Regions from separate parts of the Homo sapiens genome. Here region 1 is linked to region 2. The links are chromatin loops, found by intact Hi-C in ENCODE. Cell type or tissue: IMR-90. All regions are shown on one strand. Links, peaks and the distances in the headings refer to the core of each region. The heading gives the core; the rest is flanking DNA. Region 1 holds the start of LOC105372850 (a long non-coding RNA gene). Region 2 overlaps BCL2L13 (BCL2 like 13).

Evidence for each region. A loop is a pair of places that touch in the nucleus more often than their neighbours do. Peaks named below come from ENCODE experiments on the same cell type or tissue, not always from the same donor. Only the 100,000 strongest peaks of a DNase experiment are listed, where the experiment ranks them.
Region 1: a loop joins it to region 2, with 2.6 times the contacts of the local background. A loop is called at or near these places in 11 of 110 quality-filtered maps.

Annotation. Positions count from the first base shown.
Region 1 is chr22:17,566,226-17,577,715 of GRCh38, forward strand. SLC25A18 (solute carrier family 25 member 18) reads left to right here. Exons shown (of 11, transcript NM_031481.3): 2 at 3,699-3,761. LOC105372850 (a long non-coding RNA gene) reads right to left here and starts at 3,853. Exons shown (of 3, transcript XR_001755420.2): 1 at 3,753-3,853. RefSeq lists enhancers at 2,444-3,195, 3,196-3,946. In IMR-90, for the core only: no CTCF peak of the experiment used is centred there; a DNase peak (open chromatin) is centred at 4,726; H3K4me3 peaks cover 919 bases; H3K27ac peaks cover 810 bases.
Region 2 is chr22:17,706,297-17,717,786 of GRCh38, forward strand. All of the region lies in intron 6 of BCL2L13 (BCL2 like 13), which reads left to right. Among named protein-coding and RNA genes, the nearest start is that of MIR3198-1, 52 kb to the right of the region's middle. RefSeq lists enhancers at 17-66, 87-136. In IMR-90, for the core only: no CTCF peak of the experiment used is centred there; a DNase peak (open chromatin) is centred at 6,355.

The sequences.
Region 1 (11,490 bases), core at 1,501-9,500, 140 kb before region 2:
TCCCTCCCCGTCTCCTTACCTACCCCCTGCTTCTAACACTCTCAGTGGGGGGATAATGTATCTTCCTCCTGCTGATGCGTGTTTCAAATCTGATACCTGCCTCTGGCGTGTTTAATCACCCACCAAGCCCTGTATAATCTTCACAGAAACCATTCACATCTCTTCCCTCCTGTGAGCAGGCTGTCATTTTCTTTTTTTTTTTTCCAACTGGAGCCTCGCTCTTGTTGCCCAAGCTGGAGTGCAATGGCGCAATCTCGGCTCACTACAACCTCCGCCTCACGGGTTCAAGCGGTTCTCCCGCTTAAGCCTTCCAAATAGCTGGGATTACAGGCATGTGCCACCATGCCCAGTTAATTTTGTATTTTTAGTAGAGACGGGGTTTCTCCACGTTGGTCAGGCTGGTCTCGAACTCCCAACCTCAGGTGATCCGCCCACCTCAGCCTCCCAAAGTGCTGGGATTACAGGCCCGAGCCACCGTGCCTGGCCCAGCCTGTCATTTTCTCTTTTGCCTAGCTTACTGTGTAATCTCCCTGACTTGTCCAAACCACTTGGCACTGCCAGAGACCTGAACTGTCCCGTCGGGTCCCTACTCCATAGCATCCTCTATCAGCTTTCCATTGCCCACCAGAAAAGGTGGGAAGAAAATTAGCATGGGCCGGCCGTGATGGCTCACACCTGTAATCTCAGCACTTTGATAGGCTGAGGCAGGCAGATGGCTTGAGGTCAGGAGTTGTACACCTGCCTAGGGCAACATGGCAAAACCGCGTCTCTACAAAGAAATAACAAAAATTAGCCAGGCATAGTGGCATGCCTGTAATCGCAGCTACTTGGGAGGCTGAGGTGAGAGGATGGCTTGAGCTCAGAAGGTCAAGGCTGCAGTGAGCCATGATCACGACACTGCGCTCCAGCCTGGGCGACAGAGCAAGACACTGTCTCAAAAATAATGTATATTTTACAAAGAATTAGCATGTGAATACCTTTTATGTGCCAGGCACTGTACTAAGTGCACTACATCTAGATATGAGTCCCATCTCATAGATGAACAGGCAACACAGACAACTTAAGTAACTTGTTTAAGGTCACACAGCTAGTAAGCAGTAAACTAAGATTCAAACTGTTTCAAAAGCAATCCTATTTTCAAGTCCACTCTACAGCCTCATTTCAGATTAATTACAATCCTGTTACATGGATGTCCCATTCCCCTTTTATGAAAAAAGCACTAAAGTAGCTTCCCTAAAGTGTATTACTTCATAATTTAGGAGCTGGAATCTGAACGTGCATCTGACTTCAAAGTATCCAGTGCTGATTCTTCACCTCTCCCAGATCCTTCGCCTGGCAGCAGGGCCCTGTTTCATCTAGACCCAACGTGGTTTAACAGCCTTTTGCCCCAAATTAGACAATTTGCCAGTGGATCTCCATTTTACCTCTCTATCCTTGCTTTTATAATTCCATCAACATCTTTGCCTTTCCTCCAACCCAAAATCAATTGCCACTTTCTTCCTGAAACCTTTCCATGTCTCCAAAACTCCAAGAAACCTTCCTTAACTCAAGCAGCATTGAGTTCACAACTCACTTGTAGGAATGCTTGTTCCTTGGTGCCGTAAAGAAATAGCACTTGAATATAAATTTAATTTTTTTAGTAAGGCCATTTTTATACTTTCTGCAGAAAGGGTACACTTGCTAGCAGTTTTGTCACGAGAGTATACTGAACAAAGGAGACAGGGTCGTTTATAACCTGATGGGTCTACTTTATTGCTGTCTGGTTTTTTTGGCTGGAATGGGACTTTATATTTTGTATTTGTTTTGATTGGCTAGTAACTTACAACTTTTTAAAAGAGGCAAAGGCAGAGGAGAATAGGCCAGGTGCGATGGCTCACACCTATAATCCCAGCACTTTGGGAGGCTGAGGCGGGCGGATCACGAGGTCAGGAGATCAAGACCATCCTGGCTAACATGGTGAAACCCCGTCTCTACTAAAAAAATACAAAAAAGTTAGCCGGGTGTGGTGGTGGGCACCTGTAGTCCCAGCTACTCGGGAGGCTGAGGCAGGAGAATGGCGTGAACGTGGGAGGCTGAGCTTGCAGTGAGCCGAGATGGCACCACTGCCCTCCAGCCTGGGTGACAGAGCAAGACTCCATCTCAAAAAAAAAAAAAAAGGCAGATGAGAATAAAGGAAGGAGGAAGGAACTTGTGGAATATCGAGAAAGGTAAAAACACCTTTAAATAAGGAAGAGGAACAGGCTATGACCTAATGTTTGTTTGGACCAGTATAAGTATGGCAGGGCAAATATTGAGGCTAAACTGTGGGAGCCGAGAATATAAAGTACATCTTTTTTTTTTTTTTTTTTTTTTTTTTGAGACAGTCTCACTCTGTCACCCAGGCTGGAGTGCAGTGGTGCGATCTCGGCTCACTGCAAGCTCTGCGTCCCGGATTCACGCCATTCTCCTGCCTCAGCCTCCCGAGTAGCTGGGACTACACGCGCCTGCCACCACGCCTGACTAATTTTTTGTATTTTTAGTAGAAACAGGGTTTCACCGTGTTAGCCAGGATGGTCTCAGTCTCCTGACCTTGTGATCCACCTGCTTCGGCCTCCCAAAGTTCTGGGATTACAGGCGTGAGCAACCGTGCCCGGCCTGTATAAAGTACATTGATTTTTTTTATTATGGCTGGTAGATATTTAAGAATGTTAGCACAGGTCTTTGAATAAATTTTGCTTTTAAGAGAAATTACTACTTATTTTTAATTAGATGGGGAGGAAAGTCTTTTAAGAGGAACCTCTTCTTTACTTTTTTTTTTTTTGAGATGGAGTCGCCCAGCCTGTAGCCAGGCTGGAGGGCAGTGGCGCGATCCCAGGTCACTGCAAGCTCCGCCTCCTGGGTTCACGCCATTCTCCTGCCTCCGCATCCCGAGTAGCTGGGACTACAGGCGCCCGCCACCACGCCCAGCTAATTTTTTGTATTTTTAGTAGACACGGGGTTTTACCATGTTAGCCAGGATGGTCTCCATCTCCCGACCTCGTGATCCGCCCGCCTCGGCCTCCCAAAGTGCTGGGATTACAGGCGTGAGCCACCGCGCCCAGCCCTCTTCTTTGCTTTTTACACTTGTAACATTCTTAAGCATTGAGAATGTGCCAAAACTACATTGCAGCCCTCCTGCAGCTGAGCACGTGATAGCCCCCAACAAATACATGCAAAGTGAAAGGAAAATGTGTTCCTGCAGGGAGGATGCCTCCCAGGATCATTGAAATAGCCGGTTATCAGCAGTAAGAAAAGTGCATGAGACTGAGAAGCAGAGATTTGCTTCTGGCACCAAATGTCTTGCAAAAGTGTTTGCGTTGCATTGATTTTCAGTGTTTGTCCTCCTCCCTGGCTTCCAGGTCTCTGAGTGGGCGGTGAATCTCCCCTCACCCCCAAGCTGCCTTGTTAAAATCTTTTCCCAGCCTGGACTTTTTGTCCGAGTCATACTAGCCACCAAGTAAACAGCAACCTACTTGCCACCTGGGGAGGTGCAGCGTGGCTTGACTGGATAGTAGCCTCTTTGGGTTTTGCTTCAAACCCAACCTATTTGAAGGTGCAGTGTGCGGTGAGAGTCTGGAACCCTGCAGTGGTGATGAGGGGGAGGCAGAGGGAGGGAAACTGACCACAGAAGGGAAAACCAGTCCAAGCTGGCTGACACTGAAAGCCACCTCTCCCTGCAGCTCAGCAGCGATCTGAACTATATCCTGGGTTCCAGAAAAGGCAGAGGTTCTTACCGAAAGCAGGTAAGTGTCTTGTCTGTCTGCATCAAGCTCAGAGTTGGTAGGAAAAGACTCTTCTAGCAAATAAACCATTGGGGGAAAGGGGAAGAGCAGCCAGTGGGACAGGGACACTCATCCCATTTGTTGGATAGAGTCAGAAGGGGTGGGCACGAGGAAGTGGCCGCCCCTGACCATGGGGTATCCCAGGCAACATCCAAGCCAGGAAGCAAGTGATTTTCTTGGCAATAAGTCAAGAACTGGCTCCTGGCTACTAGTGTGAGGGGCTCATTCCTGGGAACACTCACCCTTGCTCTGCTAATAAGAGGAAGTAGGCGGGGACGTGGTCATCACCCTGAGGCCCCCAACCCAGCTCCTCACAGTGGGAATAAATGAGCACAGCTCTACAGTGGAGCCAGCAGTCTCGTGACAAGTCTGACAGCAAAGTCAGATGGGGAGTCATTGTGGCTTCTTGATTTGAGGATGCTTACTGGATGCCTCTGCGCCGTGGCCAGGATACTGCCCCAAGACTTTTTGTTGTTGTTGAGACAGTTTTACTCTGTCGCCCAGGCTGGAGTGCTGTGGCATGATGGCGGCTCACCGCAACCTCCGCCTCCTGGGTTCAAGCAATTCTCCTGCCTCAGCCTCCCGAGTAGCTGGGACTACAGGTGCATGCCACTATGCCTGGCTAATTTTTTTTTCTATTAGTAGAGATGGGGCTTCAGCATGTTGGCCAGGCTGGTCTCGAACTCCTAACCTCAGGTGATCTGCCCGCCTTGGCCTCCCAAAGTGCTAGGATTACAGGCGTGAGCCACCGTGCCCAGCCTCAAGACCGTCTTAACTCACAAATAACTGGTAATTTTCATGGGGAAGCAAGTCAGTGTCAATGTAATGCAGTAAGTGCTGCAACTGAATATTCAATGGGTTAACAGGAGAGGGCTCCTAGCCAAGAATGGGGTGACTCCAGAAAGGCATGTGGGAGGAGGTGACGTCTGAGCTGAAGCCCAAAGAACAGTTTGTAAATCACTGGGTTTGGATGCGGAAAGAGTGTCCTGGGTGAAGGGGACAGTATGTGCAAGACTCGGAAGCAAGACTGACGTGTTCCGAAAGCAAAAGTTGAAAGCAGGGGGTGAGGGAGAGGAAAACCAGGGCAGGTTGTGCGGGAGTGGGAGCCTGTCCCGAGAGCCGTGGGAAGGCAGCCCCCGCGCCCTTTCACCCACTTGGCCGTTTGGAAGGTGGATTTGAAGGCAACAAGGCTGAAGGCAAGGAGCTGAGTTAGGAGCCCTCAGGCATCCGGAGGGACAATCTGTGGTGATCTAGCAGTGGCTGCACAGAAGGGGAAGCCAGAGGAGTCAAGCCAAGGGAATGGGACGTTTTTAAACAGGAAGAACGAAAAGCTATGTGATCTGAGGAGCTTGGAAAACTCCAGCACGCTCCTCCCTGCAGCTCAGCAGCTAGTATCATTTCTCTAAATAGTGTGTCTTGTTCACAATATGACCCTCAGTTACAATGTATTAAGAATCACTTCTCCAGCCGGGGCGCAGTGGCTCAGGCCTGTAATTCCAGCACTTTGGGGAGCTGATGTGGGCAGATCACTTGAGGCTGACGAGTTCAAGACCAGCCTGGACAACAGGGTAAAAATGCACAAATTAGCCGGGCGTGATGGAGCACGCCTGTAATCCTAGCTACTTGGGAGGCTGAGGCAGAACTGTTTGAACCCAGAAGGCAGAGGTTGCAGTGAGCCAAGGTCACACCACCGCACTCCAGCCTGGGCAATGCAGTGAGACTGTCTCAAAAAGAAAAAAAAAAAAAAAAGTCTGGGCCCAAGGCAGACGGATCAGTTGAGGTGAGGAGTTTGAGACCACCCTGGCCAACATGGTGAAACCCCGTATTTACTAAAATACAAAAATTAGCCGGGCATGGTGGCTCGTGCCTGTAATCGCAGCTACTGGGAGGCTGAGGCAGGAGAATCGCTTGAACCTAGGAGGCGGAGGTTGCAGTGAACCGAGATCATGCCCCTGCACTCTAGCCTGGGCAACAGAGCAAGACTCCCGTCTCAGAAAAAAAAAACAAAAAACTTTGCCAGGTGTGGTGGTGCGTGCCTGTAATCCCAGCTACTCAGGAAGCTGAGGCAGGAGAATCACTGGAACCTGGGAGGCAGGGGTTGCAGCGAGCCGAGATCACGCCACTGCACTCCAGCCTGGGCAACAGAGTGAGACTCCATCTCAAAAAAAGGAGAATCGGCTGGGCACAGTGGCTCACCCCTGTAATCCCAGCACTTTGGGAGGCCAAGGTGGGCGGATCACCTGAGATCGGGAGTTCAAGACCAGCCTGACCAACATGGAGAAACCACATCTCTACTAAAAATACAGAAATATAGGTGGGCATGCTGGCGCATGCCTGTAATCTCAGCTACTCAGGAGGCTGAGGCAGGAGAATTGCTTGAACTCTGGAGGTGAAGGTTGCAGTGAGCCGAGATCGTGCCATTGCACTCCAGCCTGGGCAACAAGAGCAAAACTCCATCTCAAAAAAAAAAAAAAGAATCACTTTTCCACTGGGTGTGGTGTCTCACGCCTGTAATCCCAGCACTTTGAGTGGTTGAGGTGGGATTACTGTTTGAGCCCAGGCATTCATGACCAGCCTTAGCAACATGGCGAGACCCCATCTCTACAAATAAATTTTTTTTTTTTTTTTTTTTTTGAGACGGAGTCTCGCTTTGTCGCCCAGGCTGGAGTGCAGTGGCGCGATCTCGGCTCACTGCAAGCTCCGCCTCCCGGGTTCACACCATTCTCCTGCCTCAGCCTCCCGAGTAGCTGGGACTACAGGCGCCCGCCACCACGCCCGGCTAATTTTTTGTATTTTTAGTAGAGACGGGGTTTCACCGTGTTAGCCAGGATGGTCTCAATCTCCTGACCTCGTGATCCGCCCGCCTCGGCCTCCCGAAGTGCTGGGATTACAGGCATGAGCCATGGCGCCCAGCCCTCTACAAATAATTTTTTAAAAATTAACCGGGCGTGATGGTGCACACCTGTAGTCTCAACAACCCAGGAGGCTGAGGCGGGAGGATCCCTTGAGTCAAGGAAGTTGAGGCTGCAGTGAGCCAAGATCACGCCACTGCACTCTAGCCTGGGCAACAGAGTGAGACCTTTTACAGTTTTCTGTACCTTCTGGATTTTCTACTATTTTTTCTATTACTTTAAGCACTTTAAGAAAGGGAGCAGATGTTCATTAGTAACAAAAAGTCATGGATCATTCCTGTTAGCTCATTATTTTCTAGCAAAACAGACAGGGTGGGCCACAGGTTAGTTCTGGTGGTGGGATTCAGGCAGGGGTGGCCGGAGTAGCCTCTGAATGCTGCTGAGTGGTGAGATCAGTTGACAGTGCTGCACCTCCTCTCTGACTTCCTCCCCACTTCCCCCCAAAACCTGTCTGCTTCTGACTCTACACCAGAACCATCCTTAGCCACCTCCACGTTTGAAAAATAGAGTCTGGAGTGGTGAGGAGGTAGGACTCAGTATCTGGAAATACTCCTGGAAATGGGGCACCTGGGGGCTGGAGGACTAGCCCAAGGCCAGCCACGGCAGCATGGTGTCTACAGCTGAGGTGTTCTTTCTGTCAAGCCGGTGTGCCTGCTGGCTGACTTCCTTCCCACAGTGCTGAGGAGAGAGTTCCCGAAGCCCCACTGACCCCATCTCTCTCCTTCCCTGCAGGCAGCTTCGGTTCCTAACTTGCATCCTTCATTCCTCACCTCAGAGCTGAGACAGCTCCATGGTTCTCTGCGGTTCAGCCCTGGACAGTCACCAAGGCTCTCTACAAAGTTCTCTCCCAGTAACCCTTGTTCTCTACCCCTTCTCCCTAATCCCTCCCTCTCCACTTCATTGTTTTACTCTGAAGGGTCTCCTAATTGGCCTCTCACTGACTCCCCTCAACCCATTCTTCCAGAATAACTGTCCTCATACTACATTCAATGTGGTATTTTCCCCCTTAAAAGCATTCAGTGTGGCTCACGCCTGTAATCCCGACACTTCGGGAGGTGGAGGTGTGCGGATCAGCTGAGCTCAGGAGTTCAAGACCAGTCTGGGCAACATGGCAAAACCCATCTCTACAAAAATTTTTTTTAAAAAAATAGCCTGACATGGTGTCATACACCTATGGTCCCAACTCCTTGGGAGGCTGAGGTGGGAGGATCGCTTGAGCCTGGGAAGCAGAGGTTGCAGTGAGCTGAGATTGCGCCACGGCGCTCCACCCTGGGCAACAGAGCCAGATCTTGTCCCCTGAAAAAAAGAAGTATTCAGTGTTTTGTTACTGCCTACAGGATCACATTTAAAAATTCACTTTTCATGTTGTGAAAATGCCAATCAAAAAGAAAACAAAAAAATTCCCTTTTAGGAGGGCACATGCTGTCTCTAGCCACCCAGGCTCCCCACGTGTGGCCTAACCTGCCTTTGCAGCCTCCTTCCCACAGTTCTGTTCCCTGAACCCTCTGCTCACACCAAGCCCACATCCAGGGTCTGCACGCCCCACCTTCTGCTTTTAAATGCTTCCTTATTCTTTTTTTTTTTTATTTTTTTTTTTGAGATGGAGTCTTGCTCTGTCGCCCAGGCTAGAGTGCAATGGCGTCGTTTCGGCTCACTGCAATCACCACCTCCCGGGTTCAAGCGATTCTCCTGCGTCAGCCTCCCGAGCAGTTGGGATTACAGGCACGTGCCATCACGTCTCGCCTGACTGATTTTTGTGTTTTTAGTAGAGACGGAGTTTCACTATGTTGGCCAGGCTGGTCTCGAACTCCTGACCTCCTGATCCACCCACCCTCGGCCTCCCAGAATGCTGGTATCACAGGCGTGAGCCACTGTGCCTGGCCAATGTTCCCTTTATTATTATTATTATTATTATTTATATATGTATTTTTTGAGATGGAGTCTCGCTCTGTCGCCCAGGCTAGAGTGCAGTGGTGCGATCTCAACTCACTGCAACCTCCGCCTCCCAGGTTCAAGCGATTCTCCTGCCTCAGCCTTCTGAGTACCTGGGATTACAGACATGCATCACCACGCCCAGCTAATTGTTACATTTTTAGTAGAGACCGGGTTTCACCACATTGGCCAGGCTAGTCTCAAACTCGTGACCTCAGGTGATCCACCTGCCTCGGCCTCCCACAGTGCTGGGATTACAGGTGTGAGCCACTGTGCCCCGTGCTCTCTTATTCTTTAAGTCCCACTTCTCCAAGCCAGCCCTTAGTGACTCTGCACACCTCTGAGCCTTTCAGCACGCACTGTCTAAGCCGCTCAGTTGCCATTAAATGGAATGTGAGGGTTTTAAAAATGTATTTATTAAGCACTCTTTGGTTACCAAGTTACAGAACTCTACTATCTTAAGACAATAAGTCACCTCATTAGAAGCATAGTGGGAGACCCTTTTTGTGGTCAAGGTCAGGAATAAAGTGGATCGCTGTGCAGTAATAAGGCAGAAGTCTCTCCCGCCTTGCATCATCTCTGCGGGTCTGCTTTATTTATCTCTGTTTCCTCAATCATGTGACAAGTTTGCTGATGGGCCCCAAGTTTTATCTGTTACAGGTAAAATGCCCCTAAAAGAGGCTGCATACACTTTAAAAATTCCTATGGAAGGGGTTGAATCATTCAGCTTAAGTCAGGTCTCCATCCTTACACAGTGAACAGTAGCCAGGGGATGGAGTTCCAGGGACGTGGCAGTTCCCAGTGCAACTAACCCGGAATAGCAAGGGGGAAAGGGCAAGTCCTAGAATGGGGTATGCTCACCCACTGCATTCCACCTTTTGACACTAAGAACATGCAAACATGCTATTTCCCGTGTATCAAATTTCTTCTTCTCAATATGATTCAGTTATCACATGTAAATTGTGAATGCACTTGTCTTCCCAGTGCACAGTGACACAATGTCATGGCCAGATGCTGCATCCCAAGGCGGTGACAGGGAGCCTCTGTCTTCCAGCTGGCTGCTTTTCTAGTCCTTTCCCACTTTGTTTCCAAAGAGTTCCAGATGTGTTTTCTCATTGTTCTGCATCCCAGCACTTAGATGATCTTTTCTACCCCAATACCCCCTACACCCTCTAAATTCCTTCAGAAAAGAAGGTAGAGGAGGCCGGGCATGGTGGCTCATGCCTGTAATCCCAGCACTTTGGGAGGCTGAGGCGGGCAGATCAGGAGGTGAGGAGATGGAGACCATCTTGGCCAACATGGTGAAACCCCATCTCTACTAAAAATACAAAAATTAGCCATTCGTGGTGGTGTGAGCCTGTAGTCCCAGCTACTCAGGAGGCTGAGGCAGGAGAATAGCTTGAACCCAGGAGGCGGAGGTTACACAGTGAGCCAAGATCGCACCACTGCACTCCAGCCTGGACGACAGAGTGAGACTCCGTCTCAAAAAAAAAAAGAAAAAAAAAAGAAGTCTATTCCCATCAGTGCCGGAACCAGTAGGAATTCAATTCTGTGGAGGGCAAGGCCTTGCTTTGTTCCCCAGCTGTGTCCCTGCTGCTTAGAACTGCAAATGGCATACAGTAATCACTCAACAAATATCTGTAGCGTGACTAACACTTAGGCTTGTGGGTTGCCTTGGGGGGCAGTTATCGGCCCTGGTGCCAGGTTTGGGGTTTTCATGGTGCTATGACTCCTTTCATACCTTGCCTGGCTAATGGTTTCGCCTTTGTTGCCTGTTACTAATGCATTTACTGCTGCCAGGAATCTTGTCAAGTCATAGGCTTTGATTAGCATAGGCCTGCGAAAGGGAACTTCCGGGGCTGGAACTGCAGCAGCTTGGTACAGCCTCAGGGTAGGGAGGCTCACCCTCCAGCCAAGTGCTCTCCGTGGGTGGAAACATTATCACATCTGTTAGCTATGCTATGGAGTGGCCCTGGGATTAGGGTGTCCCTAATTTCTCTGGCATCTGTTAAATACCCCTATTCCAGTAGCCCAGGCTGGAGTGCAGTGGCGTGATCTTGGCTCACTGCAACCTCCGCCTCCTGGGTTCAAGCGATTCTCCTGCCTCAGCCTCCCAGGTAGCTGGGATTATAGGTGCCCATCACCGCACCTGGCTAATTTTTTTGGGGTGGGGGACAGAGTCTCACTGTGTCACCCAGGCTGGAGTGCAGTGGCACCATCTCGGCTCACTGCAAGCTCCGCCTCCCGGGTTCACGCCATTCTCCTACCTCAGACTCCCAAGTAGCTGGGACGACAGGCGCCCACCACCACACCCGGCCAATTTTTTGTATTTTTAGTAGAGACGGGGTTTCACCATGTTAGCCAGGATGGTCTCGATCTCCTGGCCCTGTGATCCGCCCGCCTCAGCCTCCCAAAGTGCTGGGATTATAGGCGTGAGCCTCCAAGCCCAGCTAATTTTTTGTATTTTTAGTAGAGATGGGGTTTCTCCATGTTGGTCAGGCTGTTCTCAAACTCCTGACGTCAGGTGATCCGCCCGCCTCAGCCTCCCAAAGTGCTGAGATTATAGGTGTGAGCCACCGCACCCGGCCCACAGTTTCTAAAGTAGTAATTTAGTTCTAGAAACAGCAGGGAATATGATTATAAGAGCAGTCACAATGTTCTCAATTATTGGACTCCCTGGCTTCAGACAGAAACAGTTGTGTCCTGTCTATTTTTTTTTTTTTTTTTTTGAGATGGAGGCTCGCTGTGTCACCCAGGCTGGAGTGCAGTGGTGCGATCTCGGCTCCCTGCAAGTTCTGCCTCCCAGGTTCATGCCATTCTCCTGCCTCAGCCTCCTGAGTAGCTGG
Region 2 (11,490 bases), core at 1,972-9,971:
ACCTTGCCCAGCCTGTTTTCTCTTTCTACCTTGTTTTTTTTTTTTTTTCACTCTGCCTTTTTACCCGGCGAATGATGAACTGAGAAAAGGATTAGAAATCACAAGATTTGTTTCTTGCCCCAGCTCTGCCAAATACTAGCCCTGTGTTTTGGAAGGATTCATTTAACTTCTCTGAACCTCAGTTTCAACTACAAAAAGGGAAGAATAGCTTCTCTGTCTCACAAAAATAATGATGTGAAAGTGTTTTGTGAAAATGTCACACTTTTACAAATGCCAGGTTTTCACATGCGTCTCTGAAGAGTGTGGTTTTTTTCCCTCTCCTTAAGTCTGATCACCATTTCCTCTTAGTTTCAGTTTTGACTTTTATTTGCCCTGCAGCCCGGTGAGGGCACAGACTGGTTCATGTGCTGTGATTCTCCCTGAGTCATCCTTGCTCCCTCCCTCCTCATTCTCTTTTCATTTCCTGGGCTTGTGTTGCTACGTTAGAAGTCTGTCTGTCTCCTGGAAAGGGCAGAGCAAGTCCACTGTGGTAAGGCTTGTATTTTACTTTCTCCGTCGTCACATGATAAATACTTCTTGTGAAAGATTTACTTTTAGATTCCATAAAAGATTACTGGAGGGAATGTCATCTGTCTATTGTAATATTTAAGTATTTTGAATAAAATTAATCTTTGTCATTTTCTCTTGACATGAAGCTTCTGATTTTAGAATAGGTTTTTGTTTGTTTAATCTAGGATATTTAAAGACTATCTCTTGGAAGCTTTTAGGTTAATAATTTGTTAGAATAGTTTTCATATTGTGGGAGGTGACACACAGGGATGATCTGAAATTAATGAAGTGGGTTGCAGCTAAAATCAATTTAGTAAGAGTAAGTACTGTTTTGGGAAAATCTGCCTGCTGTATATGTGGGTGTGGATGTTTACTGTGTTGTACTCTGAAATGTGTTTTTTGTGGATCTTCCTCATCAAGTTGGGTGGAAAATTACTTCTCTGTAATTTCTTCAGCACTCTCCATTTTCTTATTTTAGGTTAATAATGATCTGAGAGGCGCATTTGGTTATAAGGGTCCAAAGCAGTGATCTGTTTCCATTTTGCGACTTCGAGGCCTCAGAAATATAAAACTAGCTGGTTGATCCCGGCTAGTTTTATATTTTTGAGCCCTCAAAGTTACAAAATGTCAGTGGAGCCTTTGTGTGTTTTGTGTCAGTGGAGCCAAAGAGATGGATACTCCCAACAATACAAATATTTTATATGAAGAATGATTTAGATTGTCAGAATCGTTCTAAGACTACTTGTAGATGTTATTCTAATGTAAGTTGTAACTAACGTATTATCCAAAACAGCTCTTTTTCTTGACAGATATATATATAAAGTCTGAGAAGTAATGATAGAGGTTTGTTGGCATAAATCTTAAGGGAAATGAGTCCTTAGAAAATTTACCAACGTAGATGGGCTTTGGAATTTTGCCAAAGCTTCTTCAGATGGAAAAGTTAAGTTCATAGGAGCTCAGCTCAGCAGCAGCTGTGTCTCAGAAGGTAAAATATTGCTTGAGGGGGCAGAATAATTTGTAACTGATGTGACCCCCTGCCCCCACCAAAAAAAAAGTGAAACAAAAAAATACAATCAATATAGACATCATGATGCAGCCAATTTTTGTAATAGGTCTCTGAGCAATTGTCAACCTGATTTTTACTTAGGTCTACCACCAAAGTAAAGTTATGTTTGTATTTTATTTTACATTTATTTTGATACGTTCCTTTACTTAGTTTTTTACTTAGTTCCTACCACCAAAGCAAAGTTATATTTGTATTTTATTTTACATTTATTTTGTTATATTCCTTTTATCTACTTAGGTTTCTTCTCTACTTCCCTTTTTAATTGAAGAGTTTAATGCATGTATCTGTGTGTTTGCTTGAAAAAAAACACCAAGTATAACATGTTCTATCTATGAATACTTCTGGCCATTAACTCAAAAGGTACTATATTACAGACAGAAAAGCACCAGAAAGCAATCAGGGACTTCATCTAAGAGGTAGGACAGCATAGTTGGTAAAAATACAGACCCTGGAGGCAAACTGCCTGGGCTTGAATCCCAGCTTTATTACTTTGGGAAAACTACTTATCTTCTTTACTTGTTTTGGTATCCATGTCTGTGAAATGGAAGTAATAATAATCCTCTCATAGCATTGTTGTGAGGTTTCAATAGATGAAGTGAAGACTTTAGAAGGGCACATGATAAGAATTATATAAGGGTTACCTATTATTGCTATCCAATTTGTCATAGCAAGCTAAGGGACCTTGGGCAAGTTACTCAAACCCTTTGGCTTCATTTATTTAAAAACAAAAACAAAAAAGACGCAGTTCTCTGCTTCTTTGTGCATATTTAAACTCATGGTTTATCCCATGAGTTTTATATTTTTGAGCCCTCGAAATTACTCCTTTGCATTTTATGTCAGTGAAGCCAAAGAGACAGATACTCTCAACAACACAAATATTTTGTATTAAAAACTATTTAGATTGTTAGAATGGTTCCGAGGCTACTTGTAGATATTATTCTTCTAATATGATAAGTTGTAAGTAATATATTATCCAAAACAGCTCTTTTTCTTTTAGTGAAAGCCTGCTCTTCATTATGACATTAATTATTAAGAGAGGCTCGGCCGAGCATGGTGGCTAACGCCTGTAATACCAGCACTTTGGGAGGCCGAGGTGGGTGACTCACAAGGTCAGGAGATCGAGACCATCCTGACTAACACGGTGAAACCCCGTCTCTACTAAAAAATACAAAAAATTAGCTGGGCGTGGTGGCAGGCACCTGTAGTCCCAGCTACTCGGGAGGCTGAGGCAGGAGAATGGCGTGAACCCAGGAGGCAGAGGTTGCAGTGAGCCAAGACTGCGCCACTGCACTCCAGCCTGGGCGACAGAGTGAGACTCCATCTCAAAAACAAAACAAAACAAAAAAAAGAGGCTCCAGCCCGGTGACATGGCAAAACCCTGTCTCAAAAATATAAAACTGAGGCTGGACGTGGTGGCTCACGCCTGTAATCCCAACACTTTGGGAGGCCAAGGTGGGCAGATCACCTGAAGTCCGGAGTTCGAGACCAGCCTGGCCAACGTGGTGAAACCCCATCTCTATGAAAAATACAAAAATTAGCCAGGCATGGTCGTGCATGCCTGTAGTCCCAGCAACTCGGGAGGCTGAGGCAGGAGAATTGCTTGAACCCAGGAGGCGGAGGTTGCAGTGAACCAGGATTGTGCCTCTGCGCTCCAACCTGGGTGAACAGAGAGAGACTCTGTCTCAGGAAAGATAAATAAATAAATGAAATAAAAAATAGAAAGATTAGCCAGGCATGGTGGTGGGTTCCTGTAATCCCAACTACTCAGGTGGCTGAGGCAGGAGAATCTCTTGAACCCAGGTTGCAGAACCCAGGAGCTGAGATTGTGCTGCTGCACTCCAGCCTAGGCAACAGAGTGCTATTAAAACAAAAGAAAACATTGACCGGGTGCAGTGGCTCACTCCTGTAATCCCAGCACTTTGGGAGGCCGAGGCAGGCAGATTGCCCAAGTCCAGGAGCTCAAGACCAGCCTGGGCAACATGGTGAGTGAGAGCCCATCTCTACAAAAAATATAAAAATTAACTGGAAGTAATCTGTGGTCCCATTTACTCAGGAGGCTGAGGCAGGAGGATCACTTGAGCCTGGGAGGTCAAGGCTGCAGTAAGCCAAGATTGCGCCACTGACCTCCAGCCTGGGTAACAGTAAGACCTTGTCTTAAAAAAAAAAAAAAAAAAAAAAAAAGAGGCTGCTATTTTTATATTTTTGTTTTATGTGAATTGGTCCCCAGGAGTAAAAGCTTAGTAATCTGTTCTTTCTTGTAAGACTTCTTACATAACAGCACAGAATGTTCAGTGAATCTTCATTAAAATGTCACGTCCTAAATACAGAAATACATTGTAAGGTAGGGAGGCCATGACAGCAAGACATAAAGCTATTTAATCTGAATTGGCCGGGTGCAGTGGCTCACACCTGTAATCCCAGCACTTCGGGAGGCCGAGGCAGGCAGATCATTTGAGGTCAGGACTTTGAGACCAGCAACATGGTGAATCCCTGTCTCTACTAAAAATTAAAAAAAAAAATTCTCCGGGCATGGTGGCGCACACCTGTAATCTTAGCTGCTCCGGAGGCTGAGGCAGGGGAATCGCTTGAACTTGGGAGGCGGAGGTTGCGGTGAGCTGAGATCACGCCACTGCACTCCAGCCTGGGTGACAGAGCAAGACTCTGTCTCAAAAAAAAGTAAATAAAAATAAAAAATAAATAAATGCCTGTAATCCCAGCACTTTGGGAGGCCGAGGTGGGCAGATCACGAGGTCAGGAGATCGAGACCATCCTGGCTAACACGGTGAAACCCCGTCTCTACTAAAAATACAAAAAAATTAGCCGGGCGTGGTGGTGGGCACCCATAGTTCCAGCTACTCGGGAGGCTGAGGCAGGAGAATGGTATGAATCCAAGAGGCGGAGCTTGCAGTGAGTCAAGATCGAGCCACTGCACTCTAGGCTGGGCGACAGAGCGAGACTCCGTCTCAAAAAAAATAAAAATAAAAAAAAATAAATAAATAAATCTGAATTGGCTTTTAAACAATATATTACGCCAAAGTTGTGATCAGACAAACTTGATCTAATGTCTTAGATGAGATGAAAAGATCCTCTAGATGTGGAACAAAGAACGTTCTTCAATCTTTTGTTAACTTTGAGCTGTTAAAAATAAGGGGAAAAGCCAGGCGTGGTGGTGCGGTGGCTCATGCCTGTAATCCCAGCAACTCAAGAGGCTGAGGTGGGAGGATCTATTGAGCCCAGGATTTTCAGGCTGTAGTGAGTTACGATTATGCCACTGCACTGTAGCCCCTGGGTGACAGAGTGAGACCCTCATTAAAAAATAATCATAAGAGGAAGAGACATTTTACTTTTAATTTTCAGTTTGTTGACTTTTCCCTTATTTCTTCATGATGGGCCTTTTTTTTTTTGAGACAGGGTTTCACTCTGTTGGCCAGGCTGGAGCGCAGTGGCACAATCTCGGCTCACTGCATCCTTTACCTCCTGGGCTCAAACGATCCTCCCACCTCAGCCTCTTGAGTAGCTGGGACCACAGGCATGCACCACCACACTCAACTAATTTTTGTATGTTTTTGTAGAGGTGCAATTTTGCCATGCTGCCCAGGCTGGTCACAAAATCCTGGGCTCAAGTGATTGCCTGCCTCTGCCTCCCAGAGTGCTAAGGTTACAGGCGTGAGCCACCACACCCAGCCATGATGGTACTTTTGAAATTTCCATTTTACTTACTTGGCTTAGAGCCCTAAAGGTCTGTTTACTGAGAACTAAAATTCTTAGTGTTTTCGTTATGACTCTTGTTTTTGTTTTTGCTTATTTAATCAGTTACTGCTATTAGAGGCTCTGTTTTTAGAAGTGCAGGTAAGTAACCTGTTGAGAATTCCTATCAGTTGTCACTTGAGACCTCTCTGATCACTGGATGACCCTTCTGTTTGAAGAACTGTGTAATTGTAAGGCACATCTTTTGACATGGCATGAAAACAGATTACAAAACTTGTATAGTATGAATAGAAAGTGAGAGCAGAGGTGACTCCAAGATTAAGAATAAAGAACATAAGAAATTATGTTCCTTGTCTCCAGGTAACTCAAGTTTGGAGGTGGGAGTTTAATAACGTTTTTTGAAGGTTTTTTTTTTTTGGTGTAAATTTTTAATGTAAGTGAAAGACTAGGAAGAGTACACTGTTTTAAGCCACTTGTAGTGAAGTAACTGATGTTCTTTGACTATTTTTCGTAACTCTGAAATGCAAATTATTTGATAAAATTGGATGATCTTCTCATGGTGAGACTGTGACAGATTTACTCAGTATTGTATATTAACTTTCCCAACTTGTTCTTCATTTAACAAAAAGACTTAGCCTAGTTTTAAAATGTTGATAGTTTCAATAATGAAAAAAGTTTAATCCTCCACAATGCCTCATCACTTTCCTGTTAGTGACATTACATTACAGAGATTTGAGGATGGAGGATTACAAAGCTGCTAAGCCATAGTATTAGTTTCTCATTTGGAAATTTTGAAAGAGCAAATAAATAACATAAGTGTACTACAGTTAATAAGGGACAAATGGGAACTTTGTGCTACCTTATACTACCATTTTCTTCTTCCTTGTAAAATTACTCTGTACCTGAGCCTTTCTTTCTGATCTTCACAAAATGGAGGTTTTTGAAGACATGACTTAATAAACAGATAAGCCTTTGGGTATATAAATTATGTGACACAGTAATTCCTTAGTAACAGATGTTAGAGGATCTGCATGACTCATTCGGATTATGTTCTGGCAAAAAGATAGGTAAATACAACTTTACAGGAAAATTTAGCTTAACTGTTGATATGGCTTTGGTGAGTGGGTTCTCCTCCGTCTTGGACCTCCAGTCTTTCAGGAAGATTACAGAAATGTTTCCCTAAGTAAACAGTAGCTATTTTAATTCATGTTGCCTACTGTCATTCTTTGTTATGGTGACTTACCAAGAATCAGCAAAGTTTGGGATATTACTGAAGTGATTGTAAATATTCAGTGGATGAAGCGATTTACCTTACAGTTAATGAAATGTCTAAATCATCTTACCTATGCCTGTTCATTGTGCCAGAGTATGTATGGGCTTCGGGTATGGGAGAGATCAAGAATAAGGTTAAATCGATTACAGCAGAATTATACCCTTTTACATTTAACCAGATATAATGCCTGGGTCCTACCTTTATTAAGGATTCTAATTTAATTGTTATGGGTTGTAATGTGCTTCTAGGTAGCAAAGTTTGAGGACCTCCATGTTACATAATCTCCCCAACTGCATAACAGACTCTTGAAACAGAGATTATAATAATCTTACATTTCTCTCTTCAACATAAGAATGTGACTATGAATTGATTAGATGCTGATTCTGTACGTACTAGTTAAACACACCCTAAACATAAAAGAGCCAATTATTTAGTTGCTCAAACTAAACAAATATCAAGAAAGCCATGGTAAAGTACAGTTCTTTAGTAGGTATTGTAGAATATAGAGCCCATCAATTTATGATGGGGCACATTCCAATAAATAAACCCATCATAAGTTGAAAATGCATTTTTTTTTTTTTTTTTTGGAGATGGAGTCTCGCTCTGTCGCCCAGGCAGGAGTGCTGTGGTACGATCTCAGCTCACTGCAACCTCCGCCTCCTGGGTTCAAGTGATTCTCCTGCCTCAGCCTCCCGAGTAGCTGGGACTACAGGCATGCACCACCACACCCAGCTAATTTTTGTATTTTTAGTAGAGATGGGGTTTCACCATGTTGGCCAGGATGGTCTCCATCTCTTGACCTCGTGATCCACCCACCTCAGCCTCCCAAAGTGCTGGGATTACAGGCATGAGCCACTGCGCCCAGCCAAAAATGCATTTAATGCTCTGATAAACCCATGGTAAAGTCAAAATATTATAAGTGGAACCATCATAAGTTGGGGACTGTCTATACAAAGAAAAAAAATGGGCCAGGCACAGTGGCTCATGCTTGTAATCCCAACAGTTTGGGAGGCCGAGGCGGGCGAATCACTTGAGGTCAGGAGTTCGAGACCAGCCTGGCCAACACCATGGTGATACCCTATTTCTACCAAAAGTATTTTAAAAAAATTAGCCAGGTGTGGCTGGGCGCGGAGGCTCACACCTGTAATCCCAGCACTTTGGGAGGCCGAGGCAGGTGGATCACGAGGTCAGGAGATCGAGACCATCCTGGCTAACATGGTGAAACCCCGTCTCTACTAAAAATACAAAAAGTTAGCCGGGCGTGGTGGCGGGCACCTGTAGTCCCAGCTACTCGGGAGGCTGAGGCAGGAGAAAGGCGTGAACCCGGGAGGTGGAGCTTGGAGTGAGCAGAGATTGCGCCACTGCACTCCAGCCTGGGCAACAGAGTGAGACTCCGTCTCAAAAAAAAAATTAGCCAGGTGTGATGGCGCACACCTGTAATCCCAGCTACTTGGGAGGCTGAGGCAGGAGAATCGCTTGAACTCGGGAGGCGGAGGTTGCAGCGAGCCAAGATGGTGCAACTGCACTCCAGCCTGGGTGACAGAGTGAGACTCCATCTCAAAAAAAAAAATGGTAGTTGTGAAGTAAAGTAGGACTTAATCAGGAAAGGCTTCTGTAAAGAAGTATGGTCACATTTTGAAGTAAGTAAAGGACTTTTGTTGAAAAGCAGCAAGGATTCGTTAGATCAGCTTAGGTAGCTTGGGGGGACCATGACTCAACAGTAACAAAAGACCTCTACTAGAACGTAGAAAGGTGTTTATTATGTTTTGAATCTTGTATATTTGAACCGTTTATGATATATCCTAAACTGAGCTTTGGTTATGATCTGAGATTATTCAGTCTTGTTTAGACCTCCACTGAGTGTCTTTCTTCTTTGTTTATAGTAGAAGTTGGAAAACGTATATTTCCTCTTCAGAGAGACTTGCAGGTCTAGAATGGCAGGTTATGGTACACGTTATGTTGCACATAAAGAGTGTTCTGGCCGGGCATGGTGGCTCATGCCTATAATCCCAGCACTTTGAGAGGATCACTGAAGCCCAGAAATTTGAGACCAGCCTGGGCAACATAGCAAGACCTCGTCTCTACTAAAAATCATAAGGAAAAGAAAAGAATGTTTCATCAATGTGGGCAAAGATGCAGAAAGAGAAGTGACAGCTATTCAGTGGAAAAGACCCCAGGTCCAAGAACTGGGCCAGCCTTATTAAGTTTCCAAAGACTTCAGTGTTAATTTTATATATATATATATATATATATATATATATATATATATATATATATATTTTTTTTTTTTTTTTTTTTTTTTTTTTTTTTTGAGGTAGGGTCTCGGTTACCCAGGCTGGAGTACAGTGGTGCAGACTTGGCTCACTACAACCTCCACTTCCCAGGCTCTAGGAATCCTCCTACCTCAGCCTCCTGAGTAGCTGGGACTACAGGCATGCGCAACCACTCCCGGCCAATTTTGGTATTTTTTGTAGAGATAGGATCTCACTGTGTCACCCAGGGTAGTCTCGAACTCCTGGGCTCAAACAATCCACCCACCTCGGCCTCCCAAAGTGCTGGGATTACAGGCGTCAGCCACTGCACCCAGCCTATATTAATGTAACTATACATAACATTATATTAATATAATAAAATATGTATTGAATCCTGTGAGGCACATGGGAAGAGTCTGGCTGAGAAAAGTGAAACCAGTGCAACAAAAATATAAAAATATATCCTTAGTCTCCAGGAGCTTAGAGTTATAAGGCAGATCCACACTATTTCCTGTATGTTTTATAGCAAGGAGTAACAGATAAATCCTATGAGTTTAGAAGTAACAAGAAGGATTCAGATGGGCAGAATTGGGAGAGCATTCTGGACTTTCTGGATTGATGGGACAGTGTGACTTCAGTCATTCTGTTTGGGGGTTGGAATTGTTTTTAGCACCAGTGCTGTGTGACCTTGGACAACAAAGACACAGGTACAGTTCAGAGGTATGGAAATACAGAGATGAATAAAGAGCTGTACCTAACAGTACTTGATGTTTAGAGCTTTTATATCAAAGATGGGACCAACTTTCTCATCATCCAAGCATTTATTGAGCATTACTGTTTGCTCAGCATATGTTAGGCATTACCTGGGGGATAACAAAGAAGTTTAAAGCATGTTTTCTCCCTTGAAGCATTTATAATGTCATTGAGAAGATGACTAATACATGTGAAAAAATTAGTGAGAAGTATGGTACAAAATAGATATTTTGATAGTTTGTGTGGTCCAGACTCAGTGCCGTCTAGGAGTTCAGGAGGAATAAGAGAGGAAGATTAAGTACAGTGGAACTTAAGCCAGACCCTGCTGGAGCCGGATCAGGGTCTTAAACTGGGGTCCATAGATGTGCTTCAGGGAGTCTAAAATTCCCTCTAAAATGGTATGCTGCTTTGTGTGAAAGCACAGTTTTAAGGCAGAGAGGTCTTAATACCTTTCATCATATTTGCAAAACCTTTTCTGCTCCCCTAAAATGTTAATACCAGTATCTATGTGAATAAGGAGACAGCGCTTGGGAATTTAGTATGGCATTTGTAGGGCACAATGAGTAACCTGCCAGGAGAAGCCTCCCCTCCCATAGGAAACACCTAGCACACAATTACAGAGAGATTTGGGTGAAATGATGGCCCTAGCGATAGAGAAGAAAGATTGACTTTACCTCCTCTAATGCCCTTCACTGTGCTGTAGCCTTTCAAAAATTTATGTTTGGTTTCCTAGGAAAACATTAATGTGCTCAAGAAGGGATAATGTATCATTCTAAATATTGTATGAGTTTGCCGGCTTGCTTTTTAACTGAGTCAGAAAATTATAAATAGACTTCAAATGTAGAACTACTTTATTTTGTAACATTCAAACTGAGCCTTTATGTAATGGCCGGATGGTACCTTAGATTCATCTTTTCTCCTCTAAGTAATTGATGGTGTGTAAGAGGTGCCATATTGTGGGACAGGGTCTTGAATTCATGTCTCAGCAAGACTGAGGGGGAAACATGCACCTTTTATGAGATAGAGGCTGATAGAGGCAATGTTTTATATCAAGAAAGGTACTGATATTTTACTTCTCGTTCATTGGCCTAATCTTTCCTCCTCCAGCTCCAGCTTTGCCTTTCTTCACCCCCTGTCCTATGCTTTGGCATACAGAAGAGCCAGTAGTCTGCATATATGATGATACTTTTCAGCACCATGTTTTTGTTTATGCTTTTCCTTCTGCCTGGAATATCTTGCTCATCTTTGATCTGCTGGTTTTCTCTTTCATTCTTTAAGATCCAACTTTGGCCAGGCACAGTGGCTCACACCTATAATCCCAGCTCTTTGGGAGGCTGAGGTGGGTGGATCACTTGAGGTCAGGAGTTCAAAACCAGTGTGGCTGACGTGGTGAAAACCCATCTTCAGTGAAAATACAAAAATTAGAAGAGTTAGCCAGGTGTGGTGGCAGGCAGCCTGGGGCAACAGAGTGAGACTCTGTCTCAAAAAAGATCCAATGTTGTTGTTCCCTCTTCCGTGAATCTCTCATGTTCCCAGAGTACCCTGTTTGTCTCCAATGCTATTTCTTTTTTTTGTAGAGATGGGGTCTTACCATCTTACCCAGGTGGTCTCTAATTCCTGGGCTCAAGCTTATCCTCCTGCCTGGGCGTCCAAAAGTGCTGGGATTTAAGGTGTGAGACAACAATGCCCGGCCTCTGTTACTGTATTTTAAACTCTTTGAAGGTAGAGATTGTTTTATTACCAGCACCTAAAGAGCACAGTTCCTGATAAGAAGAAGCCAGGAATTGGAGAAACCCAATATGATTCCCAGATTTTTGGCTTAACTTACTGTTTTTTTTATATCATCCAAGTTGGATTGCAGGCTTTTAGGAGTCTTTGCATTGCTTCTT